Regions from separate parts of the Homo sapiens genome. Here region 2 is linked to region 1. A link is a loop called in an ENCODE intact Hi-C map of the cell type or tissue named here. Cell type or tissue: HCT116. All regions are shown on one strand. Links, peaks and the distances in the headings refer to the core of each region. The heading gives the core; the rest is flanking DNA.

Region 1 (11,104 bases), core at 1,749-9,748:
AGATAATACGCTATGATCAAGTGGGATTTATCCCCAGGATGCAAGGATGTTTCAAGATATGGAAACCAATAAATGTTGATGTAATAATCAACAGAATGAAGAACAAAACAATGTGATTATATACTCCGATGCACAAAAAGCATTTGACAAAATTCAGCATCCCTCCATGGTAAAAACTCACAACAAGCTACACACTGAAGGATCATACCTCAACAGCATAAAGGCCATTTATGACAAAACCACAGCTAACAACATACTGAATGGGGAAAACCTGAAAGCCTTTCCTCTAAAAACGGGAGCAAGACAAGGATACCCACTTTCACCAGTCCTATTCAACATACTACTAGAAGTCCTGGCCAGAGCAATCAGGAAATAGAAAGAAATGAAAGGTATCCAAATAGGAAAAAAAGGAAGTCACACTGTCCCTCTCTGTGGATGACATAATCGTATATATAGCAAAACCTGAAGGTTCCACAAAAAGCTCTTAGGATAGAGAAAGAAACTGAGTAAAATTTCAGATACAGAATAAACATACAAAAACCAACAGCATTTCTACACAACAATAAGAAACTAACTGAAAAAGCAATACCAAAGACAGGCAATAACAAATGCTCAATATCACCAGCAGAACCTGCAGAACAGCAAAGATTGCTATCTGTTCCTTCCTCTGGAAGCTTCGTCCCAGAAAGGCACCCACCAGATGCCAGCTGGAGCTCTCCTGTATATCTGTTGACCGCTGCCAGGAGGTGTCTCCCAGTCAGGAGGCACAGGGGTCAGGGACCCACTTGAGGAGGCAGTCTGTCCCTTAGCAGAGCTCCAGCGCTGTGCTGGGAGATTCACTGCTCTCTTCAGAGCCAGCGGGCAGGAATATTTAAGTCTGCTGAAGCTGTGCGCACAGTTGCCGCTTCCCCCAAGTGCTCTGTCCCAGGGAGATGGGAGTTTTATCTATAAGCCCCTGACTAGCCATACACAAAAAACTGAAACTGGACCCCTTCCTTACATCTTATACAAAAATTAACTCAAGATGGATTAAAGACTTAAATGTAAGACCTAAAACCATAAAAATCCTAAAAGAAAACCTAGGCAATACCATTCAGGACATAGGCATGAACAAATATTTCATGACTAAAACACCAAAAGCAATGGAAACAAAAGCCAAAATTGACAATGGGATCTAATTAAACTAAAGAGCTTCTGCACAGCAAAAGAAACTATCATCAGGGTGAATAGACAACCTAGAGAAAGGGAGAAAAATTTTGCAATCCATCCATCTGACAAAGGGCTTATATCTGGAATCTATAAGGAACTTAAACCAATTTACAAGAAAAAAACAACCCCATCAGAAAGTGGGCGAAGGATATGAACAGACACTTCTCAAAAGAAGACATTTATGTGGCCAACAAACATATGAAAAAAAGCTCATCATCACTGGTCATTAGAGAAATGCAAATCAAAACCACAATGAGATACCATCTCACACCAGTTAGAATGGCGGTCATTAAAAAGTCAGGAAACAATAGATGCTGGAGAGGATGTGGAGAAATAGGAACACTTTTATACTGTTGGTGGGAGTGTAAATTAGTTCAACCATTGTGGAAGACAGTGTGGCAATTCCTCAAGGATCTAGAACCAGAAATACCAATTGATCCAGCCATCCCATTACTGGGTATATACCCAAAGGAATATAAATCATTCTACTATAAAGACACATGCACATGTATGTTTATTGCAGCACTATTCACAATAGCAAAGACTTGCAACCAACTCAAATGCCCATCAATGATAGACTGGATAAAGAAAATATGGCACATATATACCATGGAATACTATGGAATACTATGGAATACTATGCAGCCATAAAAAAGGATGAGTTCATGTTCTTTGCAGGGACATGGATGAAGCTGGAAACCATCACTCTCAGCAAACTGACACAGGAACAGAAAACCCAACATCGCATGTTCTCACTCATAAGTGGCAGTTGAACAATGAGAACGCATGGACACAGGGAGGGGAACATCACACACTGGGGCCTGTCATGGGGAAGCTAAGGGAGGGATAGCATTAAGAAAAATACCTAATGTAGATGACGGGTTGATGGGTGCAGCAAACCACCATGACACATGTATACCTATGTAACAAACCTGCATGTTCTGCACATGTATCCCAGAACTTAAAGTATAATAAAACAAAACACACAAACAAACAAACAAATGATGGCAAGGAGGTGGAGTAAAGGAAACACTCGTATACTGTTGGTGGGAATGTAAATTAGTACAACCACGATGGAGAACAATTTGGAGGTTCCTCAAAACAATAAAAATAGAGCTACCATATGATCCAGCAATCCCATTGCTGGGTATATATCCAAAAACATGGTAATCAGTATATTGAAGAGATATCTGTACTCCCATGTTTATTTTAGCATTATTCACAATAGCCATGATATGGAATCAACCTAAGTGTCCATCAGCAGATAAATGGATAAAGAAAATGTGGTACACAATGGAATATTATTCAGCCATAAAAATAATGAAATCCTGTCATTTGCAGCAACATGGATGGAACTGAAGGTCATTATGTTAACTGAAATTAGCCAGGCACAGAAAGACAAATGTCATATGTTCTCACTTATTTATGAAATCTAAAAATGTAAACAATTGAACTCATGGACATAGAGAGTAGAAAGATGGTTACCAGAGGCTGGGAAGAGTAATGGGGGTGTGGGAAGGAGGTGGGGACAAAAAATAGAATGAATAAGACCTAGTATTTGATAGCACAACAGGGTGACTAGAGTCAATAATAATTTATTTTTATTTTTTAAAAAAATTTGGACATATGAGTTTAATTACCTGCTAGGTCATCAGATGGAAATATGTAGTAGTAAATGGATGGAAAAAAGGTTTATAAACTTAGGAGAGAGGCGGGCATTTTTAGACCACTTGAAATTTAGACATTCACCAGATTGGACAATTTTGGGCATTTAAAATAAATCATTTTGCCACAAAAAACACAAAGCAATGTATTAAAACTGGTTTAGAGAATTGCCCAAATGATTTTTTCAACATGATTTGAATTTTTTTCATATTACATTAAATGTCAAATTTTCTTCGGCAAATCTATCCAAATACTACATTTTCATTCTACAACTTAATTTATATTAATATAGTAGAGTGTCCTAAATTGATGTTCATCAGGATACCTTCCTCTAAGCCCTAATGGTTTCTATCTTCCATTTAAAATGTACAAGTATCTTTTAATTAAGTTGTCATTCTCAAAGATATTCTGGAGAAATGATTAGGAATTAAACACCTATAAATTCTTCTTCACTTCTGTTACAGTGTAGCAATTTATTATCTAATCCATAGTGGTCTATCAATTGAGTAGGTTTACTTTCTTGTTCTCTGCAGACATAGCTGACTACAACTCATAAAGCAACGGCTGGCTACAGCTTCTCTACTTCTTTATTAACAACTGTAACTGAGACGATCAACATTCTTTGATCTATATACATTTGGACAAGATTTCGCCTCCAAAAGAAAGTCTTCTTTCTCCTGAACCTGCTTCACCAATTTTGCTTTTTCTTCGTTTAATTCTTGTTTAGGAAGATTCTAATTCACAAACTCATTTTGGAGAGCACTGAATGACACAGAATCAAGTGACTGAGATTCACTCACATTGATATTCTTGAAGGTATTTTTCAAATATGTGATTTCTTCAAATTCACTTGTCTATGTGTTTAAAATTTTCTTGAAATTCCAAACAGTTTTCCTCTGTGGAATACGCTGGTTTCTCTGAAAAGTTCTGATTGTTTTCTTCATTCTCTACTTTAAGACGTTTTATCACATTGTAACAGGAATTAAATGAAGATCTTGTTTTCCTTAATCTTTCTTTAAGTGTTGCACTCATAGGTTGTTTTCATGAACTAGTTGTACGGGGAGATGATGGATTCACAAAGGCCTGTGGAGTACTAGGCAAAACCACAGCTGAGTCTGACTGACTTTCCATCTTGAAAATGAAATCTTGGTTTACCTCTCTGCTCTCCCCAGCATGAGCAGAAAGCACATGCAGTTGCAGCCATAAATCTATCCTGTGCCCAAGGTGGGGCCATGCGAGAGAGCTATAGTCAATAATAATTTAATTGTACATTTAAAAATAACTCAAGGAGTATAATTGGATTGTTTGTAACACAAAGGATAAATGCCTGAGGAGAAGGATACCCCATTCTCTATTATGCAATTATTATGCATTGCATGCCCGTATCAAAACACCTCATATTCCCCATAAATATATACACCTACTATGTACCTACCAAAATTTTGAAAAAAAGCAATCCCATTTGAAATAGCTACAAAAAGGTACCTGGGAATAAACTTAACTAAGGATTTGAAAGCCCTCTCCAAGGAAAACTAAAAAATTCTAATGACACAAAGTGAAGAGGATGCAAACTAATGAAAAGACATCCCAGGCTCACAGATCAGAAGAATTAACATCATTAAAGTAAGAAGACTGCCCAAAGCAGATTGAGTGCAATACTTATCAAAATGCAAATCTAACTGACGCCTGATGATCAGAGGTGACATTCTTTACAGAAATAGAAATAACAATCCTCAAATCCATATGGAAACACAAAAGACCCTCAATAGGCAAAGCAATCCTGAACAAAAGAACAAAGCTGGAGGCATCATACTACCTAACTTCAAAATATACTGTATCAAGCTATAGAAACCAAAACATCATGTCATTGATATAAAAAGACACATAGACTAATGGAAAAGAACAGGAAACCCAGAAATAAAACCACATATTTACAGCCAACTGATTTTTTGACAAAGGTGACAAGAATATACATAGGGAAAAGGATACCTTCCTCAATAAATGGTGCTGGTGTTTTACTGTCCCTTCTGTATGGAGCTTTGGACCTGAACCTTTTATGACACTTCCTAATCAGTATAAATGTAAATTTGCATAGTACACAAATGCATTCACAGACATACACATATAGACATGCATGAATAATAAGAGAGACCATTGATCAGCATGTTTCATGTTGGCCACTTGTGGACAGTGATTTCATCCAAAAAGAACATACGTTTTAAACATCTGAGTAGTTTAAGTTAGAAAAAAATGATGAAAGGAAAACAAGAAAACAGGATAAGTGTCCTCCAAAGAGCAGTAGCTGATGACCATACGTTGTAAACAGCCTGACTTCGACAGTGAGCGATAGGGGACATGTAATAAAGCCTGGTAGAACCCAAGAAATCCAGTGTGTCCACAGGCAGACAGGTGTATAGTATGGACCGATGTTTCTACAATTTAGGGTGAACCTTTCTGTCCCCAGTTAGTTGTGAAAATAGTTTTTAAAAACAGTTTTAGCCTTTTAAGAGTAATTTTCTAGTCCCTTCTGTGCTTTGAAATGTTAAGGATCAATTTTAGGGGCAAGTTCCCTGTTGGGAGATCCTTGTTTTCAGGATTTGAACATGTGAATGACTTGCACCACATACTGCCGGCAGATGGGGCACTTGCTCATGCGCTTGCTACACTTGGTGCAGGTGATCATGTGCCTGCACTCAAGCAGGTAGAGGAATTTTCAGAGGTTCTAATAAATGACATCTCCCAGAAGTGTGTATTTCGTTTAAACATTTTGTGTGCAAGTGTCAGAAATCCAGTGGTGTTTTCTGAACATCAAAGCAGGAGATTTGATTATAAGGATACAGGAGTGTATCACAAACCCTCAGGGCAGGAATGATACTGGACCTCCAGTATCATTAGAATTAGAAAGCTCTCAGAAACCAATTCTAGGTTCACCTGGCAGTTCTGTGTCTCTCATCTCTGTTTTTTCTTTCTTTACAAACAGATTTTCTCTGCTCTACTGTCCACCTAGTGGAAAATATGGCTGCCTATAGCTAAAGAGGTTTCATGGTACGTATCAGCCACCCAGCAAATTTAAAACTCATTATGGATCTCAATTTCAAAGTGGGTCAGGGGCCTGTCCCCACCCTAGGACGAGTCTACTGTGGCCAGAGGAGCAGGGTTATGCAGGTGATGCATGGCAATGAGTCAGGCATTGTCATGTGCTGAGGACACAAGGATGAATGACAGGGTCCCTGCACTCAAGTTGTTCACTGTCTAGAAGACAGAAACAAAATCAGAAAACTTAGAATCCAACGAAGTAAGTACTTTATGAACAGTACTGTGGGTTCCACAGAGGGAAAAGTAATTTTGCCAAAGTATTAGCAGTCGAAGTAACACTACATCTGGATTTTAAAGACAGAATATAAATTTGTTGTAAGAAAAGGGGTGTGGTAGTAGCAGAGAGAGGTTAGAGGTTAGGGCAGGGGTCCCCAACCACTGGGTCACAGACCTGTACCAGTCTGCGGCCTGTTAGAAACTGGGCAGCACAACAGGAGGTGAGTGGCAGGCAAGCAAGCATTAGTGCCTGAGCTCTGCCACCTGTCAGATCAGCAGCTGCATTAGATTCTTATAGGAGCACAAACCCTATTGTGAATTGGCATGCGTGGGATCTAGGTTGTGCGCTCCTTATGAGAATCTGATTCCTAACGATCAGAGGTGAAACAGTTTCATCCTGAAACCATCCCTGTACTGCTTCCCGTCTGTGGAAAAATTCTCTTCCACAAAACTGGTCCTTGGTGCCAAAATGGTTGAGGACCGCTGAGTTAGGGCATTTTAGAAAAATAAATGATATGTGCAATGGGCCAGAGTCTGAGGATAGTGGGAAGTTCATTGTGATTGAAGAATAGAGTGAGAGGTGAGAAGGGAGGTAGAATGACAGGAGATGAAGCAAGAGAGGAATATTTTGTATTTTGGGGAGGTGAACTCACATGTATACTGAAGAGGTCAGATTGTATTTTATAGGCAGCAGTTTTAAAGGACTGACATGATCAGGGCTCTTATGTGTTTTTAATTTTTAGGTGAAACTCTGCCACTGGTAGGACAGGCAGATGTAGTTCATTATGATGAGAAAGAACAGAATCTTACTATTTACTAGTTCATAAACATGTTTTGATGTGTACCAATTCAGAGGAGCAATCCAAGCCTTTCCAACTATGACCTTGGATGTCATTCTATCTCTCGGCACTTCAGTTTCCTCATCAATGTCCTCATCTATAAAATGGAGGATAATTACTTACAAGTTATTATGAGATTAACAGAAGAGAGCCTAGTACATAGTAGGCACTACAAGTGTTACCTGTAATTTTTTTCCTATCCTCTGAGCTATGCTCAGGGTCCCAAGCTCTATCTTGTCACAGCCACATATGGTGCAGGCTGGGGATACCTACTTAACGGCTTCATTCTTACATATCTGTGGTGTGTTCCTATGCTAAATGACCTCCTTCTCATAATGCGTAAGCAGAAGAAGGAACCAATGAGGTGATTTCTACCTCAATAGGTATTGGAGTAGACAGAAGAGCCTGGTGTCAGGATGACTCATTAGAATAGTCTGAAAGAGAATGATAACAGTGGGTCGTGGGAATAAAGAGGAGGTGGCTGTGATCAGGAAGATATTCTGAGATAAAAAATCAGTAAGATTGTGTGCCCAAATGCATGCGGAAATTGAGGAAAAGTGATGAATTGTAATTTACCATGTGTGTAAGCAAGATGAATAGATCTTTTGACTCTACTGGATCAACTACTTTGATTTTTAAAAATCCTAGATTTCAGTTGGCTTATTCACTTGTTCCATTGGTAGCACAAGTTAGACAAAAATAACTGGCATGATCTCCACTCAGCCCTTAAGAAGAGTAGGAAAAGAAAATTAGCCAGGTGTGATGGCGTGTGCCTGTTTTCTCAGCTACTCAGGAGGCTGAGGTGGGAGGATTGCTTGGGGCTAAGATGTCAAGGCTGCAGTGAGCTATGATTGCGCCATTGAACTCCAGCCTCAGGGACACAGTGAGACCCTGTCTCTAAGAAAAATAAAAATAAATTTAAAAACACAATAGATCTACTGCCCCATCACTGACAATTGTTGAAGGCAACAGCTACTAACAGTGAAACTATATTTATTTCTTCCAGCTTTACTAAGATATAACTGACAAACAAAATTGTACCCAAAGGATTATAAATCATTCTACCATAAAAACACAGGCACATGTATGTTTATTGTGGCACTGTTCACAATAGCAAACACTTGGAACCAACCCAAATGCCCATGAATAATAGACTGGATAAAGAAAATGTGGCATGTATACATCATAGAATACTATGCAGCCGTAAAAAAGGATGAGTTTATGTCCTTTGCAGGGACATGGATGAAGCTGGAAACCATCATTCTCAGCAAACTAACACAAGAACAGAAAACCAAACACCACATGTTCTCACTCATAAGTGGGAGTTGAACAATGAGAACACATGGACACAGGGAGGGGAACATCACACAGCGGGGCCTGTCGGGGGGTGGGGGGCTAGGGGAGGGGGAGCATTAGGAGAAATACCTAATGTAGATGACGGGTTGATGGGTGCAGCAAACCACCATGGCACGTGTATACCTATGTAACAAACCTGCACGTTCTGCACATGTATCCCAGAACTTAAAGTATATTAAAAAAATTAAAAAAAAAACACAATAGATCTACTGTGCCATTACTGACAATTGTTGAAGGCAACAGCTAGTAACAGTGAAACTATATTTATATCCTTCCAGTTTTACTGAGATATAACTGACAAATAAAATTACACATATTTATGGTTTAAGCATTTTGATACATGTATATATTTTGAAATGATCTAATGTACAGCGTGGTGACTATAGTTAATAATACTGTACTGTATATTTGAAATTTGCTAAGAAAGTAGAACTTAAGTGTTCTCACCACAAACATACAAACATAAAGGAAACTGAATAAATGAATATACTAATTATCTTGATTGTGGTAATCATTTCACAATGTATACATATATCATTTCACAATAAATTATATTTTTAATATAGGGCAAAGATTGAATTTTTTACTGGATAATTGGAGCATATATTATACAATATATATTTTCGGCTGTTTCTGAAAAAAATATTCAACAGATTCTCATAGAATAGTGTCACAAGTCCAAATGTGAGGCATCAAAAAGGTTTCATGTGTGGAAATTAGTAGCAGACTCCATGCTGCAACGTCTAAAGACTGCCTAGATAGAAACATTTTAGAGGTTAAAAAGCATTAACAATTTTATCATAGATTGGTGATAATAAAGTAGGCAATCTAAGTCGTAAGATTATAAATTCCCTCCACTCCATGGTACTCAATAATGCCATTTTCATTTTTAAATTTTTAACTAAGGGGAAGAGAGAGGGAGAGGGGCTGACTCTGTAAACATGTTTATTCTTCCTGACCTTGCCCTGTGCCAGTGTTGCTCAGCCACACTACCTCTTTCTCTTTCTTCCTCTGGCCTGGGAAGACATCAATCAAAGGTAATAAATTTAAACAGGTGATTTTTAGAGTCCCTGGTTTCAAAACATTATAAAACAAAGTATATAGGACTGAACTGAATCCTATAGGACCTCCTTTTCAGAAATAGTGGAGGGTAGTTATGTTGTAAAGGAAGAAACAATGTACAGGTAGGTTATTATTATTAACCTATATATTATTATTAACCTTTATCTGTCATTTAAAAAATTTACTATGAAAAATTTTAAACACAATAGAAAATACATAATAGAAACAACTCCCCATATATCATGTATTTAATCATTAATATTTTGTTCTACTTATTTCATCTATTTTTAAAATCTGAGATATCTTTTAAAAATTAAAATTTTCTCATTCAACACTATTAATATGAATTCCTTATATCAACTATCATCCAGTAAATGTTCAATTCCCTCTGATTGTCTCAAAACGGTCTGGATTTTGCTTTAAAAAAAAAAAAAGATGTCAGTCTGGGTGCTGTGGCTAATGCCTGTAATCCCAGCACTTTGGGAGGCTGAGGTGGGCGGATCATTTGAGGTCAGGAGTTCCAGACCAGCCTGACCAACATGATAAAACCCCGTTTCTACTAAAAATACAAAAAAATTAGCTGAAAAAAATTAGCTGGGCATGGTGGCCTGCGTCTGTAATCCCAGCTACTTGGGAGGCTGAGGCAGGAGAATCACTTGAACCCGGGAAGCGGAGGTTGCAATGAGCCCAGATCACATTACTGCACTCCAGCCTGGGCAACAGAGCAGGACTCCATCTTAAAAAAAAAAAAAAAAAAAAAAGATGTCATTTGTTCAAAACAAGGTCAGCATGTTGCAGTTGATATCTCTAAAATCTCCTTTAGTCTGTAATAATGCTTCCTCCATTTTTTTTCCTGTGCCAGTTAATTGTTGATAAAATTGGGTCATTTGTCCTGTAGAATTTTACACGTTGTATCTTCATGATGTCACTTAGCATGCTTTCCTGTCCCCCTCATGCCTGTAAGCTGGTAGTTAAAGCTAAAGGCTTGATTAGATTTAGGTTCATTTTATTTTTTTATTTTGGCAAGAATTCTTCCTAGGCAATGCTGTATACTTTCTATTTCAACACACAAGGAAACTTATAATGTCTGCCTTTCTACTTATAATAATTTTAAGATTGATCAGTAGGTTCGAGTGATGCCTTTCAACTACAGGTTTTAGCAGTCATTGATAATCATTGCCTAGGTATATTATTATACTATATTGAGTTTACAAAACAGTGATTTTTCTAATTCTATCATTCCTCATGCATTTATTAATTGTGATTCTTCTACAAGAACTTTCCTTTAACAACTATTTGGATATCCTGAAATACAGTCTTTACAGGACATATATGATAATTGCTTCCTTCTCTTTATTTATTAGTTTCTAGAACAAAGAGTGCCTTAGCAATCTTCATGGCTGGTCAATGAGGTTCGTTTGCTTTTTGGAGTATCATTATTCACTCTTGATGTTCAAATGGCCTTATCTGTGACCAATGGGAGTTCCTTCACATTGGTTCTTATGTTCTTTTGACATAACACCAGTAGCCTTTGCCAATTTTCTAGCTAGAAAATATATTAGAATGAAGTAACTGCATCTTGAGTGTATATTGATTTTTTTTTGGGGGGGGGTATAATTGAAATCCAAACACTGCACATATTTAATCTGTACAATTTGATG
Region 2 (11,104 bases), core at 2,070-10,069, 210 kb after region 1:
AGCAACATAAGTAATAGATATCCACTAAAACATTTTGATAGTAGGAAAATATTTTGGGTTACATTTTTATCATTACTTTAAAGTTACATATAATCTCTTTCACATCTCAAAATTCAAGGCCTTTATTAATTTACATTATTTTTGTGGTTTCTGATGATTTAGAAAGAACCTTGTTTTCTTTTTTCTCAGTTCTTTATATTCATACTTTCTGTGACATATTTTCTATACTCCTGTGGTAGACCTGGATAGGATAAAGGAAGGAGCCCCTGGGAAGGGCCTTTCCCAGGAAGAAGGCCTAGGACTTAGTGCTTAAATAACATGACAAATAAGAAAGTCATAATTGGAGATTGGCTTCTTATATTTTACTATTTCTACAGCTGCCTTAGGGTACACTTTTAAAGCCTACATTTTGCTTTAGAGTTTCTCAAAGCTAAAATCATACCTAAACCACATTTTTATGGTGTTTGTGAGAAAAAGTAGAAAACAGGAAAAAAAATACTATCATGCTTATCATTTAAATTTTCCATATCTTTGAGCCTGAAACCAAAATATGTGGGGCTTAGGCAGAAAGCTTACTGGAGGGCTACTGGAGAAAGAGTTACAACTGAGCTAGGATGACTAACATTGCTCTCCTGGGTATGGGTAACTGGTTCCAACTCTGCTAGAATCTGTATCTAATTCTCAAGTGTTCTATTTGTGGTTGTAGGCCAGGATGCTAGTTTCTTCAGAAAAGTGGAATAAGATTCAGAAAAAGAGGCAGACACCAAGTCAAACTGAAATTACATGTGGATTTAAGAGAAAAAGAATGCAGCTGATAAAATGAAAATGCAGGTACCTATGAATCTTGCTTCAGGCCTACTGAACTCCGGTTTTAGGGTAAGAGTGCTCAAGCTTAAGCACACATCAAAATCACCTGAAGAACTTGTTAAAACAAAGATTCCTTCTATAAAGAAAATGCGGTATGTATACACAGTGGAATACTATTCAGCCATGAAAAAGAATGAAATTCTGTCATTTGTGGCAACGTGGAAGAGTTTGGAGGATATTATGTTAAATGAAATAAGTCAGGAACAGAAAGATATAAATAGTGCATGCTCTCACTCATATCTGGGAGCTAAAAAATTTGAGCTCATAGAAGTAAAGAGTAGAATAGAATTCTGGTTATTAGAGGCTGGGAAGGGTAAAGGGGAAAAGAGGATAGGGAGAAGTTGGTTAATGTATACAAAATTACAATAATTTATTGTCTATTTCAAATAGCTAGAAGGGAGGATTTTGAACGTTCACAATACAAAGAAATGATAAATGTTTCAGGTGATGGATTGCTAATTACTCTGATTTGATCATTACGTATTGCATACACGTGTTGAAATATCACTCTATACTCCATAAATATGTGCAATTATTATATGTGAATTTAAAAATTACTAAATTAAAAAATGCATAAAGATTCCTCATTTGGTAAATCTGGGGTGGGGACTAATAATTTGCCTGAAATTTTTTCTACAAAGTTCCCAAGTAACATTGATGCTGCTGTTCTTGGGTCTTCACTTTGAGAACTAATAGACTATGGCAACAAGAGTAGTTACAAACTCCCATCTTCTGGTAGAAATAGAGCCCCCGGTAAAATGCCAGGCTTGGATTCCCCCTCCTGTTTTAGGAGGGGGAGAGATTAAATCTACAGTTTGAAGGTCACAAAATCTAAAACTTGATAGGGCAGAGTAAGTGGAACTGACACCTGAGCAGTGGTGTGCTGCAGCCTGCTCATACTAGCTTTCATGAGCCAATATCCACATCTCTTCCCAGCTCCAAGTTCAGTGATATCAAGTGGGTAACTTGAATTCAGCCTTGGTGGGAGATTTAAACCACACTTATTTACCAGCACACCGCTGCCTACAAGTGATATTGAGTGCTGATAGGTGCATAAGATACTCTACATACCCTAAAACCCACAGACCCCATCTTTTAAGAACGTACATTCCAAATACAATTATAGTCATCCCAGGAAAATTATGCGGTATTATTCATTCAATAACTATTTTTTAAGTACTTGCTGTATATCAAGAACTGTGACAGATGCAGGGGATACAGCGGTGAACCAGAAAAACACATTCCTTGCCTTCTTGGAGCTTACACAATTTTAAATAAAAGAAGTAACTGTAATGTGAATAATTTAACTTAAGTGATTCTGTAAATACATTAGCAGCAAATATCATAATTGTTTTAAAAACTCAAATAATGAAAAAATCCTAATAATTATCTTTATAAGCCCTGGAGCACAGTGGACTATTGTAATTATCAAAATTATTTATATCTGTTGACATTTACTATATATTTAATATGTTTACTGCAAGTATTTAGTGTGGTTATAATTACTGTCTATCTGGCTCTCTCCTATACCATATGTCTTCAAATTTAGAAATAGCGTGGGCATGTACTGCTCCTTAGGTTAATGTTTCCTCATTTCTGGATACGGAGTTCATTGGCTTCACTTTGTGTGTGTTTTTAAAGAAGAAAACTTGTGCCATCTGGGAGAAAACAGACTTCAAGGAAAGAGGTCAAAAGGTGCTTAAAATATTTACATTTTAGCAGAAAGAGTAAATACATGTTAATGTCAAGAAGAAAGCTTTTTAACATAGCTTAGTTTAGTCAATTATCCTGGTTTCTTTTATACAGAGTGACACATTTTAAAGAAGCAACTATTTAATCAGCAATTAGCCTTAGATATAGTAGGTATTTTGGAAGTAGGCAATGGAGATGAGGATGAATGGGATTTTAAGGAAGCTTGACATGAACATCAATGTTGCCTCTGGGCTGTAACCAAGGCACCTCTCTGTCTCCACTCTCTTGTCTGCCAGCACTTGCCAGGTTCCAACAGGGATGTGGGAATGGGCAAGAGTCTGTGCGTTTTAGATGGTGGGTGGGTGAGGACATGTAACAGTAATATCCTTTTGTTAGTGGTGGAAGGTATCCAGGTTACCAGTGGCGAATCCGTATGGGTCTGTAGCAACCTCAATTCTTGCCTCCTCAGAAGAAAGAATTCAACTGAGGGGCGTAAGGCAGAAAAACAGACTGAGGCAAGTTTCAGAGCAGGAGTGGAAATTTATTAAAAAGCTTTAGAATTTTCAGTTTTTCTGTTCTGTTTTTCCCCATCTTTGCAGTTTTATCTATCTTTGGTCTTTCATGGCACATGTATACATATGTAACAAACCTGCACGTTTTGCACATGTACCCTAGAACTTAAAGCATAATAAAAATATATATATAAGTCATGAAACATATTCAAAAAAGGAAAAAAAAGCTTTACAGCAGGAAAGAAAGGAAAGTACACTTGGATGAGACCCAAGCGGGCATCTTGGAAGTCATGTGCGGTGTTTGACCTTTGACTTACAGTTTTATGTGTTGGCATACTTCCAGGGTCCTGCATCCCTTTTCCTTGATTCTTTCCTTACGGTGACCTGCCTGCATGTGCGGTGGCTTTCTAGCACTTGGGAGATGAGCATGCACAGTGGGTTTACTGGAGTCATATGCATGCTCACCTGAGGCGTTTTTCCCTTTTCTGGTGGAGTGCCCCATGCTCAAGCCCACTCACCTAATTCCTGAGGTCTTATTGAGAAGCTATCGATCACCAACTTCAGGTGTTTTCTATCTACAGAGATACTACCTTTTCCTGGTGCTGGCTGCAACCAATGATTATTTTAGAGAGGCAGTGTGACAACTGCCTGATCATCACCTGATGATCTCCTGACTTTCCTGGTGGGGTGTGGTGGGGAGCCCTCTCCTACCCTGCTCATGGCTGACTAGCGACCTACCGTAACAATTTTACACTCTTCTCAGGGTCTTATTACTAATTTTTAAACTGCATAATTTACATTACTTCCTCTAAGTTCTTGCCATTATATTATAGGACTACTCACAGTAAGGTCTCCAAACTGTTCCTGGTCTAAGTACAGAAACTTACTGTAAACATTTAGAAACTTTTATAGCAATTTAACAGAGTAATTTTATGTATGTTGAATACAATAATAAAACCTGGAACTTGACCAACGTCTTCCCATTTCCCCCACCCCTTAACTCCTGGCAACCACCATTCTTCTCTGTGCTTCTGTGGGTTCTATTTTAGATTCCATATTTAAGTGAGATCATACAGTATTTGTCTTTCTGTGTCTGACTTATTTCACTTGGTATAATGTCCTTCATTTTCATCCATGCTGTGGCAAATGGCAGGATTTCCTTCTTTTTTAAGGTTGAATTACATTCCATTATATATGTAATGGACTATTCTAAGTTTTGAGTAGTCTTAGAAGATAATGGCGTATATACATATATAACATTTTCCTTTTCCATTCATCTGTCAATGGAAATTTAAGATATTTCCGTATCTTGCCTATTATAAATAATGCTGCAATGAATGTGGGAACACAAATCTCTTTGAGATACTGATTTCATTTCCTACTTTCAGTTATCTAAGACAAGTACATGTGGAAGATCTAATATATGACGTAGTAGCTACAGTTAACAATACCATATTGTATACTTGCAATTTGCTAAGAGAGTAGATCCTGTGTTCTTACCAAAAAACAAAAGCAAAACCCAAATGGTAACTGTGTGAGTTAGTTGATGGATATGTTAATTAGCTTGATGGTGGTGATCATTTCACAATGTATACATGTATCAAAAAATGAAGTTATATATCTTAAATATATACAATTCTTATTTGTCAGTTATACCTTAATAGAGCTAAAATAAACAAAAACAAAAAAACTGGAGCCTGTATTTTATGTCTTTTTTCATTTTTCTAGTAATCAATCTTATTACTTTATTACACTTTATTACTTTTATTTTATACTTTTATTACACTTTACAAAGTATCAGTCTGCAATTGGTTCCAAAATTTTAAAAAAGTTATTTCATAACAGATGGCTTGAGAATCACTGGTCTAAGTGATATTTAGACCACCTTTAAAAGTGTTGATAAGGTGCTACTTTGGAGGACAAAGCTCAAGCAAAAGTAACCACTTACCCTGCTTCCTCTGTAGCCATACTTCTACTTTGGGGCAATTGTGGGATAGTAAGAGGCCAGTAAAGAAAAGGATATTGATTGCTACAAATGCTTGTCCTTCTCCTGCCATTCATTTCCCCCACAAAATGATTGATGCCTATGGCACACTGAATGCTGACAGCTAGAATACTCTGTGACACCTACATAGCCCTGCTCTAGAAGTTCTGTATTTACCAAGAGTCAGTTGTATTTGTTTCCAATTTCACTCTTGTCGTCCAGGCTGGAGTGCAGTGGCACGATCTCAGCTCACTGCAACCTCTGCCTCCCAGTTCAAGCGATTCTCCTGCCTCAGCCTCCTGAGTAGCTGGGATTACAGGCATGTGCCACCATGCCCGGCTAATTTTTTTGTATTTTCAGTAGAGACAGTGTTTCCCCATGTTGGCCAGACTGGTCTCAAACTCCTGACCTCAGGTGATCCGCCCGCCTTAGCCTCCCAAAGTGCTGGGATTACAGGTATGAGCCACTGTGCCAGGCCCAAAATATTTTTAATATAACAGAACATTTAATTACATCAGTTTCCCATCAACCCACCACGGTCATTTAATGACGATGATTTTGTCTATTTCCAGTAATTGTCAGGAGGCTCTTCCATTAACAGTGCCCATAGTTACCTTTGCATAATTTTTCTCACCAGGCTTAGTTCATCTTCAGACTGAAAAAATCACCTCTTTTATTTGGCCACCCTGAAGTCATCAAATATTGGTCTTCTATATGTGGCATTTTTAGGCATTTTCTCAGGAACATCAAAAATCTTTGTGTACAATATTCTTAACCTCTCTTGTGAACTCTCACATACAGCCAATAATTCTTTTACTAATTTTTAAAAGTAAATTCTCAAGTATGGTTTCTAATCACATTTTTAAAGACAGCTTCTACAGTATAGACAAAAAGCACAAAAGGTGTTCAGAGAAGGGAGAGACCATTTTGCACTGGAATGGCAGATAATACGTTATAAAGGACTTTGGGACACCCTGAAAGATAGGTAATATTGAAAGGTATGAGAGTTCAGGGAGAGCTGTAGGAGAAAAGGCATCAAGAGAGGAAGGCATGAGCCTATTAACGGAGGAAACAGTGGTGCCTGGTCCACCTTAGAGGAAGGTTAATACTGGCAATCACGGACTGTTAGATTAGCTACGAGAAAGTTTATGACCTTAAAGCAGCCATTCTGGTTGAATGCTCTCAGCTGGGCTCTAGGAACAGTTGCTTTCAGACATTTTTTTTTGGCAGCATTACACAGTAAGAAATGGATTTTAAATAGCAACACAATACACACATGATGTATTATGTCTACATTTCAAGAAACGCGCTTACTCTAATTACAATCTAAGTGCTCTGATACTTTCTATTGAATTCAATTTCATTTAAAAATGCTGTTACCCACTGAACTTATTGCAGTACCCGATACCCCAGTAACCGGTGTGACCTTCAGTTGGAAAAATATTGTCCACGGAAGTGGTTCTTAAAAAGAGGTGATTTTGCCCCCCAGTGGACATTTGGCACTGTCTAGAAGCATTTTTCATTCTCACAAATGGTGGGGGCTGGGGTGGGGGAGGGCGGAGAGCTACTGGCATCTAGTGGGCAGAGGCCATGGATGCTATTAAACCTCAATGCACAAGTCAGCCCATGTCTCCTCCACCCCCCAACATCAAAAAATCATCCAGACCTAGTTATCAATAGTCCCAGGTTAAGAAAGTCTGTCCTATTCAACATAGTATTGGAAGTTCTGGCCAGGGAAATCAGGCAAGAGAAAGAAATAAAGGTACTCAAATAGGAAGAGAAGACGTCAGACTATCTTTGTTTGCAGATGACATGATCCTATATCCACAAAACCCCATCATCTCGGCCCAAAAGCTTTTTAAGCTGATAAGCAACTTCAGCAGTCTCAGGATACAAAATCATTGTGCAGAAATTGCTAGCATTCCTATACACCAACAACAGGCAAGCTAGAGCCAAATCAGAATGATCTCCCTTTCACAATTGCCACAAAAAGAATAAAGTGCCTAGGAATACAGCTAACAAGGGAAGTGAAGGAGGACCTCTTCAAGGAGAACTATAAACCGCTGTTCAATCAAATCAGAGATGACACAAACAAATAGAAAAAACATTCCATGCTCATGGATGCAAAGAATCAATATCATGAAAATGGCCATACTGCCCAAAGCAACTTATAGATTCAATGCTATTCCCTTTAAACTACCATTGACATTCTTCACATAACCAGGAAAAAAAAAAAACTATTTTAAAATTCGTATTGAACAAGAAAAACAAGCCTGAATAGCCAAGACAGTCCTAAGCAAAAGAACAAAGCTGGAGGCATTATGCTACCTAACTTCAAACTATATACTATATGGCCACAGTAACCAAAATAGCAATGGTCCTGGTACAAGAACAGACACATAGACCAATGGAACAGAATACAGAACCCAGAAATAAGACTGCACACCTACAACCATCTGACCTTCGACAAACATGATAAAACAAGCAATGGGGAAAGGATTCCTTGTGTAATAAATGGTGCTGGGAGAACCGGCTAGCTATATGCAGAAAACTGAAACTGGACCCCTTCCTTACACTGTATACAAAAATTAACTCAAGATGGATTAAAGACTTAAATGTGTAAAAAAAAAAAGTAAAGTAGAAGTTCCTCTTCAAAGACTTTCCTCCCCGTCTAGGAATAAATAGTAACTTCTCTTAGAAGCAAAATTTATTCAAAGACCAGTGCTAACATTTTTTTTTTTTTTGAGACGGAGTCTTGCTCTGTCACCCAGGTTGGAGTGCAGTGGCATGATCTCTGCTCACTGCAAGCTCCACCTCCTGGGTTCACACCATTCTCCTGCCTCAGCCTCCCAAGTAGCTGGGACTACAGGCGCCCCCCACCACACTCAGCTAATTTTTTTTGTATTTTTAGTAGAGACAGGGTTTCACTGTGTCAGCCAGGATGGTCTCAATCTCCTGACCTCATGATCCACCCGCCTCAGCCTCCCAAAGTGCTGGGATTACAGGCCTGAGCCACCGTGCCCAGCGACCTGTGCTAACATTCTTAAATATCTGCTAGCCGTAATAAAGAAATCAACATACTTTATGTTCTTTGCCCCCACAATTTAGCCTAAATATTTGCCCTGGAATGCTTATACTGGTCCAAGCAAGCATTAGGTCATAGCTTGTTCCTCTTCCTTATTTGAAGGTGTTTTTACCTTTCTCAGCATTCCACAAGTTACTTTCTCCTTCCTTTGTTCTCCTCTGCCTATGCCTCTTTTAAAACATTCTAAGTTGCTAGCCAATCGGGACAAATACAGAATGTGAGGTCCTGTTCAAGCCAATGGAAACTGGACACAGCAGTAGGATGGACGTGTCAGGTTATAAATGACCTTGTCTCCTTTGTTTGGTGTACTCTTGTGGCAAAACAGTTGGTGAGTGTACCCTTTCTGCAGAAAGTATAAAAATGGCCTTGCTGAGGAAATTAAATTTATGTTCAAGTGCTATTTCTTTACGGCACTGGGGAACAAGCATTTCAAACAAATGCAAAACCCCAAACTATAAAAAACCCAGAAGAAAATCTAGGCAATGCCATTCAGGACATAGACATGGGCAAATATTTCATAATGAAGATGCCAAAAGCAATTGCAAGAAAAGCAAACATTAACAAATGGGATCTAATTAAACTAAAGAGCACAGCAAAAGAAACTATCATCAGAGTGAACAGACAACATAGAGAATGGGAGAAAATTTTTGCAATCTATCCATCTGACAAAGGGCTAATATCCAGGATCTACAAGGAACTTAAATTTACAAGAAAAAAACCAAACAACTCCATTAAAAAGTGGGCAAAGGACATGAACAGACACTTCTCAAAAGAAGATATACATGTAGCCAACAAACATGTGAAAAAAATCTCAACATCATTGATCATTAGAGAAATGCACATCAAAACCATAATGAGATACCATCTCACACCAGTCAGAATGGCGATTATTAAAAAGTAAAGAAACAAAAGATGCTGGCAAGGTTGTGGAGAAAAAGGAATGCTTTTACACTGTTGGTGGGAGTGTAAATTAGTTCAACCATTGTCAAAGACAGTGTGGCAATTCCTCAAAGACGTAGAGGCAGAAATACCATTTGATCCAGCAATCCCTTTACTGGGTATATACTCAAAGGAATATGAATTATTCTATTATAAAGATACATGGACACGTGTGTTCATTGCAGGTCTATTTCTAATAGCAAAGACATGGAATCAACCTAAATGCCCATCAATGATAGACTGGATAAAGAAAATGTGGTACGTATACACCATGGAATACTATGTAGCCATAAAAAAGAATAAGATCATGTCCTTTCTAGGGACATGGATAGAGCTGGAAGCCATTATCCTCAGCAAACTAATGAAGAAACAGAAAACCAAATACCACATGTTCTCACTTATAAGTGAGAGCTGAATGTTGAGAACACATGGACACATGGTGGGGAACAACACACACTGAGGCCTGTTGGAGGGTTGGGCTGGGAAGAAGGAGAGCATCAAGAAGAATAGCTAATGGATACTGGGTTTAATACCTAGGTGATGGGATGATCTGTACAGCAAACCACCACGGCACATATTTACCTATGTAACAAACCTGCCCATCCTGCACAGGTACCCCTGAACTTAAAGTAAAAGTTCGAAATTAAAAAAATAGAAATTCTGTTAAAGAGAACCCATTAATAGAATGGAGGGGTTAGCTCCAGAAATTGTATTTCTATTTTTCCTTAGCAACCAAGATTCAAGTACCTTTGTATTGCCATTCCGCAACTTCCAATGAGTAGAGCTGGATAAGAATTTACCACCTTTTTTTAAATTGCTAGGTGCCCTTAGTTCTCCTCCATAACACAAATGTACAAAGACAAGAAGTCAAAAATCCTGGAGCTGTTAATTCAAATACCACTTCCTATATTATTCTTAGAAATATATCCTAAGATGGTTAAGCTATCACTGTACAAATTCTAAACTTCATGAACTGGCTATACAATGGTTAGCTATGTGTAGTTTACATTTTTTAAAAATTCCCCATTGGTGTTCTATTTGGATGGCTTTGCACATGCCAGTATGCCCTTCCTGAGGCCATGAGTAACACTAAACATGTTAACTGCTATAAATTTTGTGACATTGTAGAACCATGAAGTTAACACTGGAGGGTGGAACAGGGAAATGGATGTAATAAAGAAAATGCCATGGTTTCTTCTATTGAGGAATTTACAATATGGAAAGACAAAAATTTGGAAAGTCAAAATACATTCAAAGGAAATAATTCATTCACAGAGCAGCATATGAAGAAGTGCTCATTAAGTACTTCTCTCTTTCTCTCTCCCTCCCCTTGCACTTGAGAAAGCAAGCTAACATATTATGAATAGCCTTTAGAGAGGCACATGTAGGAAGAAACCAATGTTTTTAGTGACCTACAGCCATCGAAGAGACCTAAGGCCTACCAATAGCCACATGAGTGAACTTTGACCTGGAACTTCTAATGCCTGTCAACAGCCACATGAGTGAGCTTAGAACTGGATCTTCTTCCAGTGAAACATTATGACAACTGTAGCCCCAAGCAATACCTTGAGTGCAGCCTTATGAGAGACCCAGAGCCAGAGGATCTGGTTAAGTTGGGCCTAGAAACTGAAATAAATGTTTGTGGTTTTAAGTCAATTATTGTGAGGTAATTTGTTACATAGAATAGATAACTAATACAGACTATTAAATTCTCCAACTATGCTTGTGGAATTATCTATTTTGCCATTAATTTTTGTCAACTACTGCCTCATGTATTTTGAAGCTCTCTCGTGGGACACACATTTATGATTGTTACATCTTCCTGACGAATTTTTATCATTATGAAATGTTCTTCTTTATCTCTTGTAATATATTTCATCTTGAAATCTCTTTCATCTGATCAATATGACCATTCTCATCTTCTTATGCTTATTATTTGTAAAGTATATTTTTATATCCATTTACTTTCAACCTATACCTTTTTTTAAAGTGCATCTCTTTTAGACGGTATACAGTTGAGTCTTG

What was found. A loop is a pair of places that touch in the nucleus more often than their neighbours do. Peaks named below come from ENCODE experiments on the same cell type or tissue, not always from the same donor. Only the 100,000 strongest peaks of a DNase experiment are listed, where the experiment ranks them.
Region 2: a loop joins it to region 1, with 7 times the contacts of the local background. A loop is called at or near these places in 10 of 110 quality-filtered maps.

Annotation. Positions count from the first base shown.
Region 1 is chrX:85,846,108-85,857,211 of GRCh38, forward strand. It overlaps the pseudogene SFR1P2. Among named protein-coding and RNA genes, the nearest start is that of MIR1321, 16 kb to the left of the region's middle. In HCT116, for the core only: a CTCF peak has its summit at 5,527 (motif pointing right); a DNase peak (open chromatin) is centred at 5,524.
Region 2 is chrX:86,060,609-86,071,712 of GRCh38, forward strand. It overlaps the pseudogene NDUFA5P7. Among named protein-coding and RNA genes, the nearest start is that of CHM, 19 kb to the left of the region's middle. In HCT116, for the core only: no CTCF peak of the experiment used is centred there; a DNase peak (open chromatin) is centred at 6,557.